Regions from separate parts of the Homo sapiens genome. Here region 2 is linked to region 1. Evidence: read pairs that join two places in POLR2A ChIA-PET (ENCODE). Cell type or tissue: K562. All regions are shown on one strand.

Region 1 (5,000 bases):
GGCGAGAAAAAAAAGGGGCCCAATTTACTGGTAGCACTGCCAACCACGTATGCCCCAGCCAGCAGTGGGACGAACACTGCAGCATTACAGCCAGTGTTGAGCTGGAGCCGGCTGGGACCAGTTCACAAGAGCCAACCGAAATTCTTCCAGGAATTTTGCAGGCTGGTTGTTAAACACAACCACTATTAAAAACAAAATTATATAAACTTACAATTAAATAAATTATGTTTTAAAACAAAGATTTAAAAAAAATACTCAAAATTCATCTCTTCTTCATCGCTTTATGTATTTCACTATTATCTCTGTTCTTGAGGTCACTGACATCTATTGTATATGCCTGGTGGAAATGCTATCTAATGGAAGACAATGGCACCTCTCTTCCCAACTCTGCAGTCAGTGACGTCAAGCCAGTAGCTTGAGACTGGTGACTGTGGGAATATTTATACCACAGAAATTGGCAAATACTACAAATTACAGCTTCTATTTTTCCAGAGAGCCTGTTGTTAAACATTTCCCAAAACAAACCAGAGATGATTCTGAAAGATGGTGGAGAAGGTAAATATTTTTAGTAGACATAACTTCAAGGGTTCTCTCATTGTCTACTTTGCCTAGGGGAAGAAATAGCTAGACCAGAACATAGGCAGTGACTATTGGTTTGACTGGGCAGCCAGGGTCTTGGAAGAAGCACAGTTGGATGATTGGCGTCAATAAATTCAGAAAGAAGACCCTTAGGAATGAGCGCTGGGTGTGCGAATACCTGTGGTCCACGCAAATGCTCACCAATAAGTCTTTACTGCGGAGAAGGGTCCCGATCATTTGTATTAAGGCCCTGCTACCTATGACTGTCAATCACCAACCTCCCCAACCATCATTGTGCTTGCTTGGGAACCCAGCAACAAAGGGACCATGGTTTCAGGATGGATCCTATTCATGAGCTCAAAAATACAGACAGCTCCTTCTCCAAGGCTGACTCAGCTGCTACACCACTGAGTACTTAATTTTCCAATGCAGTAACCACGTGTGAACACTCAATTCTAGACCAATATGGCAGCTACCTGGCAACCAGTTGTTTCACTGGGACTCCATCACCCCAGCAATACATTCTCACTGGAAGAGACTCTTACTCTGATTTCGGCTTGCTTTTTCCAACACCCTCACTTATACCAACACCATCGCACATGGCCCTACTGGTCACCTTTCTTACTGTCGCAGTATCAGACATGACACTGCTTCTGAACAAGGATTCACTTTATCACATTATTGGTATCACACCAGCAGAAGAACTAAGGCAATGACCAGGTGCCTATGGAATTCACAAGCCTGACCATGTACCCATTATTCACAATCAGCTAGGCTCATGAAGAGGCCTACTGAAGACTCAGTTACACCATCAACTGGGAGGCTACACCCTGCAAGATTGAGGGCCATCTCACAGGATACAGTGTGCATGCTGAGCCAGTGACCTGTGTGATATGAGACTATTTCTCCCATTACGGGAAGACATGGGAATGGGAAGAAGGAGAGGAAGTGGAGATGGGGCATCTCAGGACTACATCTAAGACCCATTTGCAAAATGTTTGCATCTTATCCTACAACCTATAGGGTCTGCTTGTTTAGAGATCTTGGTACCCAAGGGAATAGCACTTCCAACAGAGGACATGACAATGAGTATATGCAGTTCAAAATGTAGAGTTTACTTCCCAACCAGAGTTCAAGCTTTCTTATTTGCATCCAAAATCCTTGAATGATACAGAAAAAAAGGGAAGGCATGTTTATGAATTGAGTGAATGAAGACTTAAACGGGACTTCACAAAAGTTCACCATTGAATCAGGAGAAAAGAAAAAGGGAAAGAAAATGAAAGAATGGGAGAAAAGAGAAGAAAGTGAGGGAAGAGCAGAGAGTAAGGGAAAGGAGATCTAGGGAAGAATTCCCCAGAGCAAATATATGAGCCAGACATGCATTTCAGTGGAAGCCATGCCTTGTCCAGAGTAAGCATTCAATCTATTCTAGCCAACGAATGGATGAGTGCATTTTAAAGATAAGCAGAAGTATTGAGAAATAAACACGGTGACACTTGTGTTGTGAGGACATGCGAATGATTCCCCACTGTTTGTGGGGCTGGAGATGGGAGGTCAGCCTGCATCACCAGTGCCACTACCTTCTACACTCCCCTTTGCATCTCAAGGAAGCCAGGAATTACCTTTACCAACTCTCCATCCCTGTCTGGTTCTGGGTGAGTCTGTCCATGAGAGGAACTTGTGTGAAGCCTAGAAAGAGGAGAGAAGGAGAAGCCCCTCTTGTCCCAAAACAGCTGCAAGCAGACACATGAGACTCCACGGCCATCTGGTAAACTCTTCGACATCGCCTACTTTGCTGCTGCAGTTGGAGAAAGTTGTTGCAAACTGCCCAGAGACCCTGGGAGTCACTCCAGTTTTCTGAAACCCAGATATTTCAGTGCCTCAGGAGAGACAAGTCCTGACCTTCTCTCCTCCAGCTCTCCCAGGAGATAGGCAAGCCCCTAACTCCCTAACTAAGCCCTTCAGACCTGAAATCCATTGAGTGGCTTCTTTACCCCGACCAATACAGAGGCCATCAGTTCTTGGTGCATTACAGTTCTTGGGCATTTTAGTGCCTAAAATTCACCAACTCCAGGGACTGACTGCTAAGAAACCCTGGAGCTTTCTGTTTCCTTATTCCCAATGTTATGAGAGGAAATAAAGCAGAGAAAGGAAGCTGGAGGGGAAAGGGTGCCATCTTGAAGTAGGGTGGTGGTGGCAGGCAAAACAAGGGGCCCCTGCATGTAGATTCACTTCCTAATCTTCAGAACCTGTGACTGTTATCTTATATGGCAAAAGAAGTGATAAGGTAGAGATTCTTGAGAGAAGGAGCTTATCCTGTGTTATCCAGGTGGGCCCTAAGTGCCATCACATGTAGCTTATAAGAGAGAGGCAGATCCAGAACACACACAGAGGAGAAGGAGGCAGAGATCAGAGTGATGTGGCCGCAACCCAGGAAGGCCACAGGCCACCAGAACTGGAAGAAACAAGGAAGGGAATTCCCCCCGATGCCTCCAGAGGGAGAGGGGCTCAGTTAACACTTTGATTTCAGCCCAGTAGTACTGATTTCAGACTTCTGGCCTCCAGAACCATGAGAGAATACGTTTCTGTTGTTTAAGCCACCCAGTGCGGTGCACAGTTGACCCTTGAAGAACGCAGGACCCCTACACAGTCAAAAATTCACATATAAGTTTTGACTCCCTAAAAATTTGACTAATAGCCTGGAAGTTATTAGTAGTATAATTGACTGGAAGCCCATAACATAAACGGTTAACACACATTTCATATATGCATTACAGACTGTATTCTTACAGTAAAGTAAACTAGAAAAAAAGAAAACATTGTTAAGAAAATCATAAGGAAGAGAAAGTACATGGACAGTGCTATGCCCTATTATCAATACCATAAGTTTATGTCATCTGTTTACAAGCTGGATCATCTGTCTGAAATGGCAGCAACCACAGCGGCAGGCCTCAATCCGAGTTCTGTAGCAAGTCAACTTTTCCTTGGCATGTCATGACTTTTGTCTGCTTCTTGGGAGCACTTCCAGCACCACTAGTGGAACTTCGCATGGGTCCCATGATGTTATTCAATGTTTACAATATTGCACCAGACACGACATAAAATACACAGGACACTCGAGAGATCACTTTTTCCTGCGATGCACGATCTCCTGGAGAAATGAACTGCTCACACAGACAGGATGAGCATCACATGGCATTTTAAGCAGATCCTCACAACACTTGGGCTCACCACAATCACAACAGGAGGTGGCTCTGAAATTAGTGCAGTGGTACAGTGTGTATGCAGTTGTGATTAAATAGCACACCTTTACGTTCGCTTACATTTCTCTCTACTGAATGGCTCCCTATATGGTCTATAAGTGTTTGTGTGCATAAGCTTTGATAAACTTTAACCTTTTATAATAGATTTGTGTATATTTTATGGCAGTAAAGGTTAAAATAGACTAGTATCTGCATATGTTTTATGCATTCATGACATACCTTTTTCTTAATTTTTCAATATTTCTATGCTATGCTGTTCATCTGCAAGTTTTTTCAAATTGTTGCAAATCTCCAAAATTTTTAAATATATTTGTATTGAAAAAATATGTGTATAAGTGAATCCATGCAGTTCAAACCCATGTTGTTCAAGTGTCAACTGTATTTATGACACAACAGCCATAAGGCAAGTGTGACTGGGACGGTGACATTTTCTGAACCAGAAAATGGAAGTGTGCAGAGGAGAGACATGAACAGAAGGGAGGACTGGAAAAAAACAGAAAGAAATTAGTTCAAGAAAGAGGTGAGTGAGAAGGGCTTGGACTCAGGAGATGGTGGACGTTCTTAATATCCGTGGAAGGCAGAGAGGCAGCTGGATTGTGTGAGAGTAGGGAGATGAAAAGGGACATCAGAGACAATGCCCAGGTGTTCAGAATGGTGTTTCCATTTGCTGGGGAAGGAGCAGGCTTGCCAAGGAGCTGCCAAACTTCCACACACGATTCTGCAGCCCTCAAGCAGACCAACGTGTGAGTGTTCCTTTGGAATCAGTGTTTGACCAGCCCAGGAAGCTGGACGCGAAGGGAGGTTCAGGGGCAAGCCACGTGGCCCTTGGGGTGATCAAGGGGTGAGGAGCTACCCCAAGAACCTCACTAAGATGCCCACAGCTTTATCATCCCTGCTGGTCACACTGTCCCCTTAACACTGACCACAGGTTCCTCACACAGAAGCCATGAATGAATACGAGGAACGGGCCGACCACACACTGTTTGAAAAATGTGCCCATGCAGGCATGAAATCAGACAGAATCAAATCTCAATCAGTCATAGAAATGATGATGAACTTCCCAGCTCATCCCACTGCTGCTGGAGAGTTGGTGATAACATCGTAACGCACACGTCCAGAACAAGAAAGAAACAGAAGGAAGTTTCAAATTAGCTCCCC
Region 2 (5,000 bases), 140 kb after region 1:
TTCTTACACATGAAATAAGAGGATTCATCATCACCCTCAACCATGTAAACCCAAAGTACTCCTCTCCCTTGTACAATGCCTTGGGTTTGAAACGTTACACACAGAGTTGCCAGGGGACAGGAAATGTGCCTCAAAGACGATCTGGAGCCTCTGTTTAGAGCTTAAAAGAAATGTTTTAATAAATGGTGGTTAAAGTTCAACTTAGTTCATTTTTTTCAAAATCAAAAAGATAGTGAAATACTAGTTATGTAAAATTTTTAAAATATAATACATATGTATATGTACACACACACACACACACACACACACACACACACACACAGTAAATTACCCAGATGCCCTCCCCTACCGCCCCCTTGACCATAACTTTGTCTAGCGTGCCTACAGGCATATTACAGCTGTCTTCCAAGAAACCCGTAAGTACAAAAAGAGGGGGAATGGCACAACACATCTAAATGCTGTAATACTATGAAGCCATTCAAAAGTTGAAAGGTGCCTGCTTAGCTGCTTTCCTCTCTAGAGGAGCAGGGTCAGAACACACAGAGGCGGCCAGGAATACAACACAGGCAGAAGGTTACCTACCACAGCCTCAGACCTTCAGCTATGCCATAACCAAGCCATTTTAAGAAGTGTCTGAAGGTGTTACTAAGTTTCAGGCACATAATGTTTCTTTGGAAACAAAGTTGCCTTCCCTGATCTTTACCTCTGTCTTCTTCTAAAGCAGGCACAGCAACAGCAGTCAAGGGGGAAAAAAATTAACTTTTTCCTTCTCCCATCCCAGGGAGAAAAGGGGAGAAGCATACACATAGAGGACTTGCTCTTTTTTAGTTCTAGCTAAACAGCTGTTAAACATACAAGATATTTTTAAGTCTAGTTAAGTACTTGGTACCTATATTGAATTGCAGCATAATACTTAAAATTATCCAATGAGGCAATCATTTGGCTTTGTGATTCTAATTAAAACACTGATTATTTACATAAATTTTCCATTTAAAAATACCCAAAAGGCAAAATATTCATCTGACCAGAGACGCTTTAAAAGTTAAACACAAAAGGCCAGCCGCGGTGGCACATGCCTGTAATCCCAGCACTTTGGGAGGCTGAGGCAGGCGGATCACTTGAGGCGAGGAGTTCGAGACCAGACTGGTCAACATGGCGAAACCCCACCTCTACTAAACACACACACACACACAATTAGGCGATCATGGTGGTACACGCCTGTGGTCTCAGCTAGGGAGGCTGAGGCAGGAGAATAGCTTGAACCCGGGAGGTGGAGGTTGCAGTGAGCCGAGTCCGTGCCCCTGCACTCCAGTCTGGGCAACAGAGTGAGACTCTGTCTTGCGGGGGGGATACAAAAATTAGCCAGGTGTGGTGGCATGCATTTGTAGTCCCAGCTACTCCGGAGTCTGAGACAAGAGTCACCTGAACCCAGGAGTCAGTTTGCAGTGAGCCAGGATCGTGCTACTGCACTCCAGCCTGAGCAACAGAGCGAGATTCTGTCTCTACTAAATAAATAAATAAATAAATAAATAAATAAATAAATAAATAAATAAGTAAGTAAGTAAGTAAGTAAGTAAATTTTCTTTTTACCTCTCAAGCAAATTTTCCAAACCAGAAAGTATTCTCAGTAATGATAGTATGGATAAAGCAGGTTTCTATGACCCTTTATTACAGAATCTGTGAGTTTTTCACAATTAAAAAGTAATAAAAAGTAGTGACAACATTCACTGAACTCTTATTCTATGCCAACTTGTTCCGGTATGCCCTTACACCCACAAAAGCCCTATGCATAAGGTGGCATTATTCCAGCATGTATTGCATTGTACACACAAAGAGGTCAAGCACTCCACCACGGCCCTAAGCATGGTGGCTGAGGTGGGAAGGCCAGAGGTAGGTGGGCCCGCGCCCTTTTCCACTCTGAACCATGCCTCCAAGATAGGAGGGTGGGAAAGTGCTCAAGACACATTAGAAATTCCCCATAAAAGACAAGATTGTTGAACACCTGCAAGTGAATAAAGATAAACTGATCTCAGAGGGGAAAAAGACGCAGGGTTAGGAAACAGCACCCTGCTCGAGGACGTTCTTTCCAAACAGCCTGCTCATCACCCGTGTAAACTGGCAAAGGGGTGGCTGGGCCAAAAGACAGAGGAATTAAGTAAGAAGTCCAGGAAAAATGAACTTCACATCAAATTTTAGAGCACGGTAGCCATGAATCTTGTGAATAGCTCCCAAAAATGTCCTGTGGAAGACAACTAGAAAGCATTCTACAATCAGGCACCCACCTCCACCTGCAGCCTCCTGTGTTGTTCTCATGGGGCACCTCTGGGCTCCAGCTCCTCCAAGGCACCTCCACACTCTCTCAAGTACACTCTTCACTCTTCCCCAAACATGATTCCCCTACTGCTCTGCCTAACTCCCACTTCTCTTTCAAGTAGCAGCTTAAACGTCACCTCATATTTGGCTGGAAAATAGAATATAGACAGAGGGGTAAGTTAAGGCTAGAAAGGCAGGCTGGGTCAACAGAATGGCAAGCTAAAACATGGGATTTTCTAAAACAGCCTAAGAGGGTGACAGATAAAAGTGTGCAAGGAGTGGCACAACTCCAGTTTCATCTTTAGCTATAGCAATTAACACCATAAGGAGTCTGGATTCAATTTTGCCATTTACTAGCTAGCTACCAACTTCTGTGTCGCTTTGGGCAAATCAATTAAATCCATACCTCCCTTTCCATCTGCAGAATGGGTTTATAACAGTACTTAAACCTCAAGGTACTAAGAACAGTAAAGAGTTAATGTTTAAAATGGTACCTGGCAAATGGCAAATGCTAAATGATAGAACGAATGTGTAAGGTGGACTGGAACCAGGAGGAACCACAAATAGAGATCTATCAGTTGCTTACTGCACCAGCCCAAGCACGGGACGGTGAGAGCCCTTAAGGAGGGAATTGTCAGCAAAAGAAAGGAAGGAGATGCATGAAGAGACACTCTGAGAGCAGACTGACAGGACTTCAAAACCTGTTTCAATACGGACGACAGATAAGAGACAGCTGGATTCAAGAATGACTCAGCGGTTCCAAGCCATGGTGACTTGGAAAAAAGAGGTGACTTAAAAAGTCAGAAAAAGAAATTAAATTAGTTGATAATGTCTCCATAAATGTACCATTATTTAAAATTTAAAGACTGCTTCTTGATTTATATCAGCAGTTTCCATCTTATTAAACATATGACATTTAAAATTCTATTGAAAATAGTAAGAAAAAAGGGTACAAAATAAAAGGAAAGAAAAGGGTGTGGCTGAGAAAATTAAAACTGGCACAAGGAGCAAGTCCAGGGTTCTGGTCCCAGCTCTAAGGTTAACTCCATAACACTGGAAAAAACATGTCATCTGTCCAAAGAGCCCAGGCCCTCACACACAGGGGTAGAATCACTGTGTAGTTAAGACCTCTTCAAAATATATACACCACTCTCTCCCTCCCCCATCTCCCAAGAATTGTCCTGGGAGCCTGTTTTTTGCCAGAATGTAACCTAACCTGCTCAAGTATGCTGGGGCACGAAAAAAAAAAAAAAAAAAAGGTGACCACCCCTGAATAACCATCTCTACAATCACTACCGGCTTTGACATTATCACATCTGGCTGAGCACAGCACACTCAGGAATATAAAGCTGTCCCAAAAGCAAAGAGATAAGACCAATCTCACTTATTAAAATCTGTCTGGATAAGGTGCCCTTCTCAATATAGTGGAAAGCCTACTCCATCTTTAACATCAGCATCTTTGTCGTCATTAAATCCTCTTTAAGTCATCTGGTTTTCCGCAGCACATAATCTTAACTTCTAAGTTGTTTTAGATACAACACTTACTGAATCCCTGTAAAATACTATAACTGGATATTTTATCTCAAGTAACAATGAGATAAAATTTTTTAACATCAGAAAGGTGGTGTTTTCCATTAACCCAATAGGTACATTAATTATTTTCACTTACAACAATACTTTTTAAAATGATTTTTTGAAAGATTTAGAATATCATTACCTGAAAATGTGAGGTCATAACCTAAAAAATCTGTTACATTTCATTGCTTCACTTTTTAGACTCATTCCATCAAGTGACCTCCATAAGCATCCAAAACTACTATTGACAGAGGTTGCTCCATGTCTATGTGTCAACCTCAAATAAGACTTTGTTACTCAAAGTAATGGAGATCAGGTACGGTGGCTTACACTTACAATCCGGCACTTTGGGAGGCCGAGGCAGAAGGATGGTTTGAGCCCAGGAGTTAAAAGACCAACCTGAGCAACACAGAGAGATCCCATCTCTACAAAAACGTTAAAAATCAGCCAGGCATGGTAGCGCACGCCTATAGTCCCAGCTATTTGGCAGGCTGAGGTAGGAGAATCGTTTGAGCCCAGGAGGTCGAGGCTGCAGTGAGCTGTGATCACACTACTGCACTACAGCCTGGGCAACACAGTGAGACCTTGTCTCAAAAAAAAAAAAAAAAAAAAAAAAAGGAGACTACATCTCATAATATGAAAGACAATGTAGGAGATTGAGGACTCAAGTATGTAAAGACTGAGGGACAACAGTGGGGAAAATAACCTTATTTTATATTGACTGCAAAATATATAATTTATACAACTCCAAATATAATAATGCTAAAAATCAGATTCAGTAAATCAATTTTTAGTATAGAAAGTACTTATTTTTCTAGCTGAGTGATACCAAAGTAAAGATGTTGAGATACACCAATAAGACTTTTCCTATTTTGTACGTAAAAAAAGAGGCTTTTATTTTCCTTTCTTTTGTTAAGTCACTAGGGAAACACCTTAAGACTTTAAAAATGACCCTCAACTAACCAGCACCTAAAATGTGGGGAAGGAAGAGTTATAATACATTTCAATGAGAAGTTTATGCCAAACAAACTGGAGTTAAGTCTCTTAAAATGTAACTGAAGATTATCCTTCAGGGAAGTAACTAGCAAGGCATCTCTCCTCCCATCTACCTG

The links. ChIA-PET counts read pairs that join two places held together with the same protein. Peaks named below come from ENCODE experiments on the same cell type or tissue, not always from the same donor. Only the 100,000 strongest peaks of a DNase experiment are listed, where the experiment ranks them.
Region 2: POLR2A ChIA-PET joins it to region 1 with 7 read pairs; 2 of 35 experiments call an interaction of 5 or more read pairs at or near these places.

Annotation. Positions count from the first base shown.
Region 1 is chr21:37,598,106-37,603,105 of GRCh38, reverse strand. The region is part of intron 1 of KCNJ6-AS1 (KCNJ6 antisense RNA 1); the gene reads right to left. Among named protein-coding and RNA genes, the nearest start is that of KCNJ6-AS1, 82 kb to the right of the region's middle. In K562, no CTCF peak of the experiment used is centred here; no DNase peak of the experiment used is centred here; H3K27me3 peaks cover 2,402 bases.
Region 2 is chr21:37,453,591-37,458,590 of GRCh38, reverse strand. The region is part of intron 2 of DYRK1A (dual specificity tyrosine phosphorylation regulated kinase 1A); the gene reads right to left. Among named protein-coding and RNA genes, the nearest start is that of KCNJ6-AS1, 63 kb to the left of the region's middle. RefSeq lists enhancers at 727-1,238, 1,239-1,752. In K562, no CTCF peak of the experiment used is centred here; a DNase peak (open chromatin) is centred at 3,000.